2 separate regions of the Homo sapiens genome follow, and region 2 is linked to region 1. The links are chromatin loops, found by intact Hi-C in ENCODE. Cell type or tissue: HepG2. All regions are shown on one strand. Each heading gives the region's core, and the rest is flanking DNA. Links, peaks and the distances in the headings are about the cores only.

Region 1 (7,736 bases), core at 2,512-5,011:
GTGTGTATATACATACATGTACATATGCGTATATCTGTATATACATATGTGTATATATGTGTATATATACATATACGTACATAAATGTATATATGTCTATATATACATATATGGCAGATATATAATATATATGGAAATATATATAATATATTATATATGGAAATATATATTGCATTATATATGGAAATATATATAATATATTATATATGGAAATATATATTGTATTATATATGGAAATATATATTATATTATATATAGAAATATATATTATATATGGAAATATATATTATATTATATGAGGAAATATATATTATATTATATGTGGAAATATATATTATATTATATATGGAAATATATATTATATTATATATGGAAATATATTATATATTATGTGTATGGAAATATATAATATATTATATAAAATATATATTATATGTAATATATATTATATATGGAAATATATATTATATATTATATATGTGGAAATATATATAACACATAATATATGGAAATATATATATAATAAATATATATGGAAATATATGATACATATTACATATATGGAAATATATGATATATATTATATATATGGAAATATATGATATATATTATATATGGAAATATATATTATAGATGGAAATATATATAATATATATTATATATATGGAAATATATATAATATATATATTGAAATATATATAATATATATATTGAAATATATATAATATATACATGGAAATATATATAATATATGGAAATATATATAATATATATGGAAATATATATAATATATATTGTATATGTGGAAATATATATAATATATATTGTATATATGGAAATATATATATGGGAATATATATAAAATATATTATATATATGGGAATATATATAAAATATATTATATATATGGAAATATATATAATATATATAACGGAGTTTCTTTTTTTTTCCTATAATATGTAGTGGAAAACAAGAAAAATTTAAGAATTAATTTTTAAAAAATTCAGTCTTAAGACTAAATTTTTTCGTCAGGTAGTGTGCACTCAGCTTCAAGTAACAATACACTGCTAAAAGTAGCTTTATAAACAGGAGAAGTGTGGAACCAGGAAGTATGGAGAAAAATATTTCTAATTTTATTAGAGCAGTTCAGCAATTTCATTAGGAGGTGGGACCCTCCTCCCACCCTCCTTGGTACATTGGCTCTGTACCTTCATACTTGCAAGATGGCTCTCCCCTCCAAGATGAGACATATAAATATGACAATATTTGGGCCCCCAAAATCTATCAGATTTTGTAACCTCCATCTATACTTATTGTACCAGAAGCATTTATTCCATAGTAAGTCTTTTGAACTTTTATTTATTTTTATTTTTATTAATTTATGTATTGAGACGGAGTCTTGCTTTGTCGCCAGGCTGGTGTGCAGTGGCACGATCTGGGCTCATTGCAACCTGCGTCTCACAAGATCCAGCGATTCTCCTCCCTCAGCCTCCCGAGTAGCTGGGACTACAGGCGCGTGAGATCATGCCCGGCTAATTTTTTTGTATTTTTAGTAGAGACAGGGTTTCACTGTTTTAGCCGGGATGGTCTCAGTCTCCTGACCTCGTGATCCGCCCACCTCGGCCTCCCAAAGTGCTGGGATTACAGGGTGAGCAACCGCGCCTGGCTATTTATTTTTGAGACAGAGTTTGGCTCTTGTTGCCCATGCTGGAGTGCAGTGGCGTGATCTCGGCTCACTGCAACCTCCACCTTCAAGCGATTCTCCTGCCTCAGCCTTCTGAGTAGCTGAGATTACAGGTGTGTGCCACCATGCCCAGGTATTTTTTTAAATATTTATTTATTTATTTATTTGTGGGCATGAGCCACCACGCCCGGCCTCAACTTTCATTTTAAATGGTGATACATATTCCATACCAAAAAAAAAAAAAAAAAAAAGAAAAAGAAAGAAAGGTCGGGCACAGTGGCTCATGCCAGTAATCCCAGCACTTTGGGAGTCCGAGGCGGGTGGATCACCTGAGGTCAGTAGTCCAAGACCAGCCGGACCAACATGGCGAAACCCCGTCTCTACTAAAAAATACAAAAATTAGCTGTGCATCGTGGCAGGTGCCTGTAATTCCAGCTACTCAGGAGGCTGAGGCATGAGAATCGCTTGAACCCGGGAGGCAGATGTTGCAGTAAGCCAGTATCGTGCCACTGCATTTCAGCCTGGTCTACAGAGTAAGACTCCATTTCAAAAAACCACAACAACAACAACAACAACAACAGGAAAAAAAAAAGAAAAGAAAGAAACAAAGAGAAAAACAAACCACACACCCTATAATTGGACAGGCCCAGTGGCTCATGCCTGTAATCCTAGCATTTTGGTGGTCAAGGCAGGAGGATCACTTGAGTCCGGCAGTTACCAGCTTGAGCAACATAGAGAGACCTGGTCTCTACTAAAAATAAAATTAGGCTAGCATGGTGACTCATGCCTGCAGTCCCAGCTATCTGGGAGGCTGAGGCACAGGAGAATAGTTTGAGCCCAGGAGTTTGAGGTTTCAATGAGCTATGATCACATCATTGCACTCTAGCCTGGGCAACAGGGTGAGACTCTGTCTTAAAAAACCAAAAACTGTAGTTGACTTAACATAATAAACAGCGTTCCTTTCATTTATGGAATACCTGAGTATTAAGAAATATATACTAGAGGTTTTACACAAACACCTCTAATCCTTAAAACAATCTTGCAAGGTAGCTATTATCATTCTGATTTTACAAATGAGAAAACTGAAACTCAGAGAGCTTAAAACTTATCTGATATTTCCGCTAGTTGCAGAACAGGGAATTTGAGCCCATTTCCAAACCAGCAGTCATAATGATATTTATTTAACACTGGGGGCGGGTGGGTTGGGTAGGGAGAAATCAAAGCCCAAAGGAATAGGCAAATTCATAACTAATAAACATAGAATTTGTTGGCCAGGCACGGTGGCTCACGCCTGCAATCCCAGCACTTTGAGAGGTCGAGGCGGGCGGATCACGAGGTCAGGAGATCGAGACCATCCTGGCTAACACGGTGAAACCCGTCTCTACTAAAAATACAAAAAATTAGCTGGGCGTGGTGGCGGACGCCTGTAGTCCCAGCTACTCGGGAGGCTGAGGCAGGAGAATGGAGTGAACCTGGGAGGCGGAACTTGCAGTGAGCCGAGATCGCGCCACTGCACTCCAGCCTGGGCGACAGAGCGAGACTCCGTCTCAAACAAAACAAAACAAAACAAAACAAAAACATAGAATTAGCTAAGCTTGTTATTGAAAAAAAAAAAACACAAAAAAAACCTGAATTCTTATAAGAAGTCAGCAAATGGCTACAAAGCTATGATGGATATTCAGATCTATTTATAACCTACAGTTCATCATTGCACTTTCAGTAGACGGTAAGCAATTATTCAGTTTGCATCAGTAGCTATGTTGAGCTTACTCTGACATCCTGTTTTCCACACCTCTTGATCAGGCTTACTGGCATTTTGTTCTTCATAAGTCTTTGTCAGCACTTCCTACAGTTGTCCAACACTATCTAGCACATACAATTAGTCACATTTGTCAACAGTCCTCAGTAAGGTTAGATTAAGTTCAATTTCTCATGGCACCCATATAAAAAGCTCCTGATTTGACTCTCCTATAGCACAATAAATTTCACTAGCCAATAGAAAATTCTGTGAAATATATGTAAATGCATATATATGTGTGTATATATATTTGATTGTGGTACTTCTTGTGGTAGGTTTGGTCTGTATCCTCAAATAGGTGACAATCAGACATTTTTTTTTTTGTTCTAAAGGCATCAAGAAGGCTATACAGAGGCCGGGTGTGGTGGCTAACACCTTTAATCCCAGCACTTTGGGAGGCCAAGGCGGGTGGATCACTTGAGGTCAAGAATTTGAGACCACCCTGGTCAACATGGCAAAACCCTGTCTCCATAAAAATGCAAAAAGTAGGCGTGGTGGTGCATTCCTATAGACCTCGCTACCCGGGGGGCTGAGGCAGGAGAATCACTTGAACCCAGAAGGCAGAGGTTGCAGTGAGCCGAGATCACGCCACTGCACTCCAGCCTGGGTGACAGAGCAAGACTCTGTCTCAAAACAAACAAACAAAAAAGCTATACAGTGTCTATAGGTGTTAGCAGTTAAATGGAATACATGGATAAAAAAGGAAAAATAAGGAGGGAAGCAGTGAAAGAAGGAAGAAAGAACTGTATACATAGGGCAAGGGAAGGGGACAGACAGTGCTGTCACTATTGTCAATTTTGCTGTGACAGAATAAATTCTAGAACAGACTGGGAAACAGCACAGGGCAAATGTTTCTGTCCTGCCAACAGGACTAGCAGAGACTAAGCCAAACTGCTGTCACTGATTGCACCACTGCAGGTTGTCACGGATTACATCACTATGGTTTCTCTTCTCTGAGGACACATTTTTCTCTGCTCTCCACCCAGGGACTTGGACACTTGATTTCAAATTCTCCTAACAAACAGTTTCAGGCTCTTTAGGCCCAGTCTCACTTATTTGCCTACCCGCTTCCAGGACATGCTCCAAAGGGCTTTACCAATATACCCCTCATGTCGAAGACCAGCCCCATCTCTGGCTTCCTCTTCTCCCCATGTCATTCCTGACTATGGCATGGGTGGTTCTGGGAGAAAGGTGACATAAACAGGTTCCCTCTGGACTCAACACAGCAGAGCCAAATGGGAAGTGATGTTGGGAGCTTTCCTTGTGAGGCCAGTCAGTGAAAAGTGCCGACAGTCTGGCAGATGGGAAATCAGTGTTTCCTGAGAGAACAGGAAACACTCACCAAGCTTCTCAGCCTCCTTTTTTTGCCCTCTGCTATAGCTATCTGAAGCTGTCCTAGGGTCAGTGAACAAGAAAGTTCTCCCCAGTCTGTCTGGCCAGACCAAAGTAATATTTTGGATTAAGCTTCATGACATTTCTTTGTCCCATCCTGAAACAACCCTCTGGGAAGGAGAGGGGAATTCATAAATTTACTTTAGTTTGATTTTTGTGACTAAGAAAGTGGTGTTTTACCTTTTCTTCATTCTAGGTTGCTAATGTGCTCACTCTTGGCACCTTGTTAATAATATATAAGATTTATTTACCCCATCTTCATTTACTTATCATCTTTCTCCTGTCTTAAACCCCACACTTGGAGCATATAAATTTACACAGTTTATTTTAAAAGAACAGACTTTGAAGACCTACAGATCTGGTTTTCATACTGGCTCCCACGTGTCTTAGCAGAGTGACATTGGACAAGCTGGTCAACTTCTTTCAATATCACTCAGTTGCTTCATCACCAAAATGAAGGTTATGATGTCTACCTCAGAAGGTTCTTAAGATTTAAGAGAAAGGATGTCCATCAAGTGAAAGGCAAGGAGTGACTGAGTAGAAATATCCATTCCCTTTCCCCTCTCTTTAACCCATCAGCCAAAAGAATATAGCATTTTTTGTTTGTTTGTTTGTTTGTTTTTTAACAAGTTGTGAACCCAGAAAATCTGAGACAGGTCTCAGTTTATTTAGAAAGTTGATTTTGCCAAGATTGAGGACAAGCCTATAACACATCCTCAGGAAGTCCTAATGACAGGTGCCCAAGATGGTCAGGGCACAGCTTGCTTTTATACATTTAGGGAGACAGGAAACATTAATCAATATATGTAAGAAGTACATTGGTTCCGTCTGGAAAGGCGGGACAACTTGAAGCAAAGGCAGGAAGACTGGAAGCGGGGAGACAGCTTCCAGGTCACAGATAAGTGATACACAAATGGTGTACACAAAAAAGGGTGTACACAAATGGTGTACACAAAAAGTGATACACAAACCTACTCTATGAGATATGTGTGTGTGTACATATATATATATTTATCATATATATATGATAGTTAATTTTATGTGTTAACTTGGCTAGGTCACACTGCTCAGATATGTGATCAAACATTATTCTGGATATTTCTGGGTAGGGGGGTATGGATGAAAATAGCATTTAAATTAGTGGACTTTGAGTGCAGCAGCTTGCTCTCCATAATGTGAGTAGACCTCATCCAGTTACTTCAATAGAACAGAACAATAGTTTCCCTAGAGAAGGGAGAATTTTCCAGGAGAAGGCCTTCAGTAGTGAACTGCACCATTAACTCTCCCCTGATCTCCAGCCTGCTGGCCCAACCTGCAGATTTTGGATTTTCCAACCTCCATATTCATGTGAGCCAATTCCTCTATCTATCTATTTATCTATCTCTCTATCTATCTATCTATCTATCATCTATCTATCATCTATCTATCTACATACATATACATGCACATACACATCATGTTGCTTCTGTTTATATATAATTTGTATATAAACATACATATGAAATTTATAAGAAAAGGAAGTAGATGAGTTTAAAGAGAGGTTTACAGCAATGCATTGTCATGGAAAGGAATTTCTGGCCTAATAGAATATGCCATTCTTTAATTATACTAAATAAGGATTCTCCTGTGCTTGCTCAGAATTCACCAGTGCTTATGAAATACTGGTTTGGGGACACTCATTTAGGTTTTGAGTCCAACTGCTCGTTAGAATCCTGGTTCTGCCATTTTCTGGCACTGTGACCTTGGGTAAATGACTTCATCTCTCTCACCCCATTTTTCTCATCTACAAAATGAGGCCATTTATACCTACCCTATGCCTAGGACAGTTGTGAGGACTGAATGAATCCCCAAACTCTCTCAAAAAAAATACTCTAAAAATCCATGTTAGAGGCCGGGCACTGTGGCTCATGCCTGTAATCCCAGCACTTTGGGAGGCCAAGGTGGGTGGATCACCTGAGGTCAGGAGTTCAAGACCAGCCTGGACAGCATGGTGAAACCCATCTCTACTAAAAATACAAAAATTAGCCAGGTGTGGTGGCGCAGGCCTGTAATTCTGTAATCCCGGTTACTCAGGAGGACGAGGCAGGAGAATCACTTGAACCCTGAGGCAGAGGTTGCAGTGAGCCAAGATCTCGCCACTGCACTCCAGCCTGGGTGACAGAATGAAAAAAAAAAAATCCACATAGAATTAATCTCTCCTTCCAATCCTCTTATAAATCTATAACACTTTGCTCCTAACTTGTGCCTATCATGATGATTATAAAAGTATTTTACATAAAAATTTCCCCCTGCTTACTCAGTCAATAAGATTCCATCAGAAATGTATGAAATAAGAATTTCCCAGCTCCCTTCTACTCCCACTTACCAAAGAAGCAGAAATTCTATCAAATATCAGGAATAATTTTTTTTAATGCAAATTCCTCTTTGAAACCCTTTGACCCTCAGGAGATTTAAATTCTATGAGGTGAAAAAGAGAACATACCAGACCTTTAAAACAGTAGATGAGAAATATTTGCATTTCTGAAAGAATTTTCATATGATTCATGAGTCATCTTCCTCTTTGGCCACCTAATACAAATTCAGGATGTTATTTATTGTCTCTATAAAAACCATTTTTTCCATATATCTCTGGATAATTCTTTTGCCACAACCTAAGGGGTTATGATACTTTTCCTTTCAAGAATCAAAGTACTAAGTGTGGCAAAAAGACAACAAGTATCCTCTGGACAGAAACCAAATAAGCTCACTCAAAATTAAAGAAGAGAGTTAAAGAACTTTCATGTTTTTCATGCCAGATACTATTGAAAACATCTCATAATTAGCTGATTCAGTCCTCACAACTGTCCTAGGCATAGGGTAGGT
Region 2 (2,500 bases), core at 1-2,500, 87 kb after region 1:
AGCCAACATAAGGTGACTAAGTTTAACAAACTTCACTGAAGACTGAGGATTTTTTAAGAGAATTGCATCACAGAAAAGGAATACTAAAAATATGGCCATATTCCAAGGCCCTAATCCTTCCTGGCTGTCCATGTAGCTCCTCAGCACCAGTCTGCCCCCTAGTCCTAAGGATTATTGCTTTCTCCTCAGTGGAAGTACATCCTCACACAGCTAGAAACAGCAGCAACCCTAAATGATCAAATCTCAGCTCCCACTTAAAATGCACAGACAAGCTCCCCATCCCCAACCACCAACATTCCTTCTGAAAGCATGCCAAGTTTTATGAAGAATGCTTTAGTCCTGCAGCACAGGTGGTTATATAGTAACTAGACATAAATATCTTACCTGACTAAAGCACCTGTGTCAAGTCAGTTGCCTGCTAAATGGACAAGGATTTGTAAAAGCTGCCTGGTTGCTCTCTCAAGCAGCATCCATTATGTCAGCATCAGCAAAGCTGGGTTAGATTGACTACCAGCCAGGCCAGGAGCATGTCTTTAGAAAACTTAAAAAAGAATTAGACATTAGTGGTGTATTTATTGAAAAAGAGTCCTAACTCTAAACGGAATATCAATATCTGCCTCCCTACTTTAGACATTCTGCTGTTTTGCAGAGTTTCTTTACATTGCAGGATTTTTAGCAAGGAGAGCTTGAGGATGAGGGGAAGTTGCGATTCTACATCAACAGAGTGAATCATTTGTGGTGAATATGCAGAAGCAGCCCCTGCCTGCTTTCTAGCATCGGCTGTGGTCAGATGTTGGGTAAAGGTATAGAAGTCTCAGTACTTTTGCCAAAGGAAATGGTCTCTTCCATCAGAGAGTAACATACAAGACCTAAGTGATTCCCTTACTTCACAAAAGAGCAAACCGAGATCAGAGAGGTCAGATTACTACACCAAGGTCCTAAGAGGTGCTAAGCGGAGGAGCCAGAACTAGCAACCAGGTCTCCAACTACAGTTCCTTGTGTAGTTTGAGGATCTCCTGGCTGCAAGTAATAGTCTTCACTAGGAGTGATTTAAACTACGTGGACATTTATTATCTCCTGTATTGCGTAGACATGTGGATTCAGGTCTGCATATTTGTGGTTCCAGCTTGCAGTGTGGGGCTGCTTATGGCTGTACAGACTGTGGATTGCACAACTCCAGGGAGTACCGATTCATTCATATAGTTATCTGAATGGTGCTCCCGGACATTGGACTGTGTACAACTTGCACATATGTTTGGAGTGGCCCTGGTTGGGGGATTGAGTTAGTGGCTCAGTGATGTCAAGGCTCCAGGGTAGTTTTTCTGTGGCTGTCTTTTTCTCTGATGTGTAGCTGCTCTAACTTTTTGTTATCACGTGTCAATGTCTAAGCAGAAAGGAAGAAGTGAGTAATGAAGTATCCTGTTCACATGATTCTTTTGGCAGCAGCAAAATCTCTTCCAAAAGCATCTAATAGACTTCCCTAATATCTTATTGCCCAGGGATGGGTCACATGGCTATGTCTAGATGAAACATTGGCAGAGACAATGAGCTCACTATTATAGGCTTAGGAAAGCAGGGATCTGCTAGCAAGGCACATGGGGTAATGGGTGTTGGGAATGTGAGTGGTATGATTTGCCATAGATTGTTACACTGAAGGTAGAGTCATGTATTTTAATGTACATGATGGTATTGAAGGGAAAATGCATGTCAAAAAGCATTTGTAAAATAAAACACATCATAGATCATTTGAAATGGGCAACTCAAGTTTGCTTGCTCTATATTGATTGTGTTTAATGTTTCCCTCTGCATAAGGTAATGACTCTTCCAGCTTTTGCCTGACTTTATGAGAAACACAGCTTTCACCTGGGGGAAGTGTAATCTCTTACTACCACTGCTTTAGCAGCTTTCCAGATTTCCATTAACAGGTTCCAAAACAATTATTTTGTTTTCTGGGTAAGCAGTTTAGAGCATACGCATTTTCCTCCGTGTTTCCAGGGTGGTTGGAGGAGTAAAAAGTAATTCCTTCTCCAAACACAAAGTAGGGAAATAACCTCCATATACTTAATGTAACAACCAAACTGAATTCTAAAATGCACAGCCTGTGAATCAGGAAGTGTTGTAGATGGGAGGATACAGAGATATAAATGATACTATTCTTTCCTCTAGGGACTCACAATTTACTGCAGCTATTTCTACATGAAAGTTATGTTAATTAAATATGTGAAGTTTTACAGTCACCCAAAGGACACTGAAAGTCATTGTTCCACACATAAAAAGGCAGAGGAAGCCAGAATCACAAGCCAAATGGATGAAGTCAAGGAGAGAATGAATCAGTCCTTTCAGAGTATGGGGTACTTGCTAGAGAGTGAGGGAAGCAATGAGTAACGAGGAGTGCGATTCAGACAGCTTATCTGTACCATTCCATACTTCCCAGAGCCATGGTGGTACTATGAATACTAGCTGTAGATAAAGTGTTATTGCCAAAGAGTAGTCCTAGGGA

What was found. Hi-C counts contacts between places; a loop is a spot of excess contacts. Peaks named below come from ENCODE experiments on the same cell type or tissue, not always from the same donor. Only the 100,000 strongest peaks of a DNase experiment are listed, where the experiment ranks them.
Region 2: a loop joins it to region 1, with 3 times the contacts of the local background. A loop is called at or near these places in 5 of 110 quality-filtered maps.

The regions. Positions count from the first base shown.
Region 1 is chr3:98,688,599-98,696,334 of GRCh38, forward strand. No RefSeq gene overlaps it. Among named protein-coding and RNA genes, the nearest start is that of ST3GAL6-AS1, 40 kb to the right of the region's middle. In HepG2, for the core only: no CTCF peak of the experiment used is centred there; no DNase peak of the experiment used is centred there.
Region 2 is chr3:98,777,799-98,780,298 of GRCh38, forward strand. The region is part of intron 5 of ST3GAL6 (ST3 beta-galactoside alpha-2,3-sialyltransferase 6); the gene reads left to right. Among named protein-coding and RNA genes, the nearest start is that of ST3GAL6, 16 kb to the left of the region's middle. In HepG2, for the core only: no CTCF peak of the experiment used is centred there; DNase peaks (open chromatin) are centred at 1,203 and 2,303.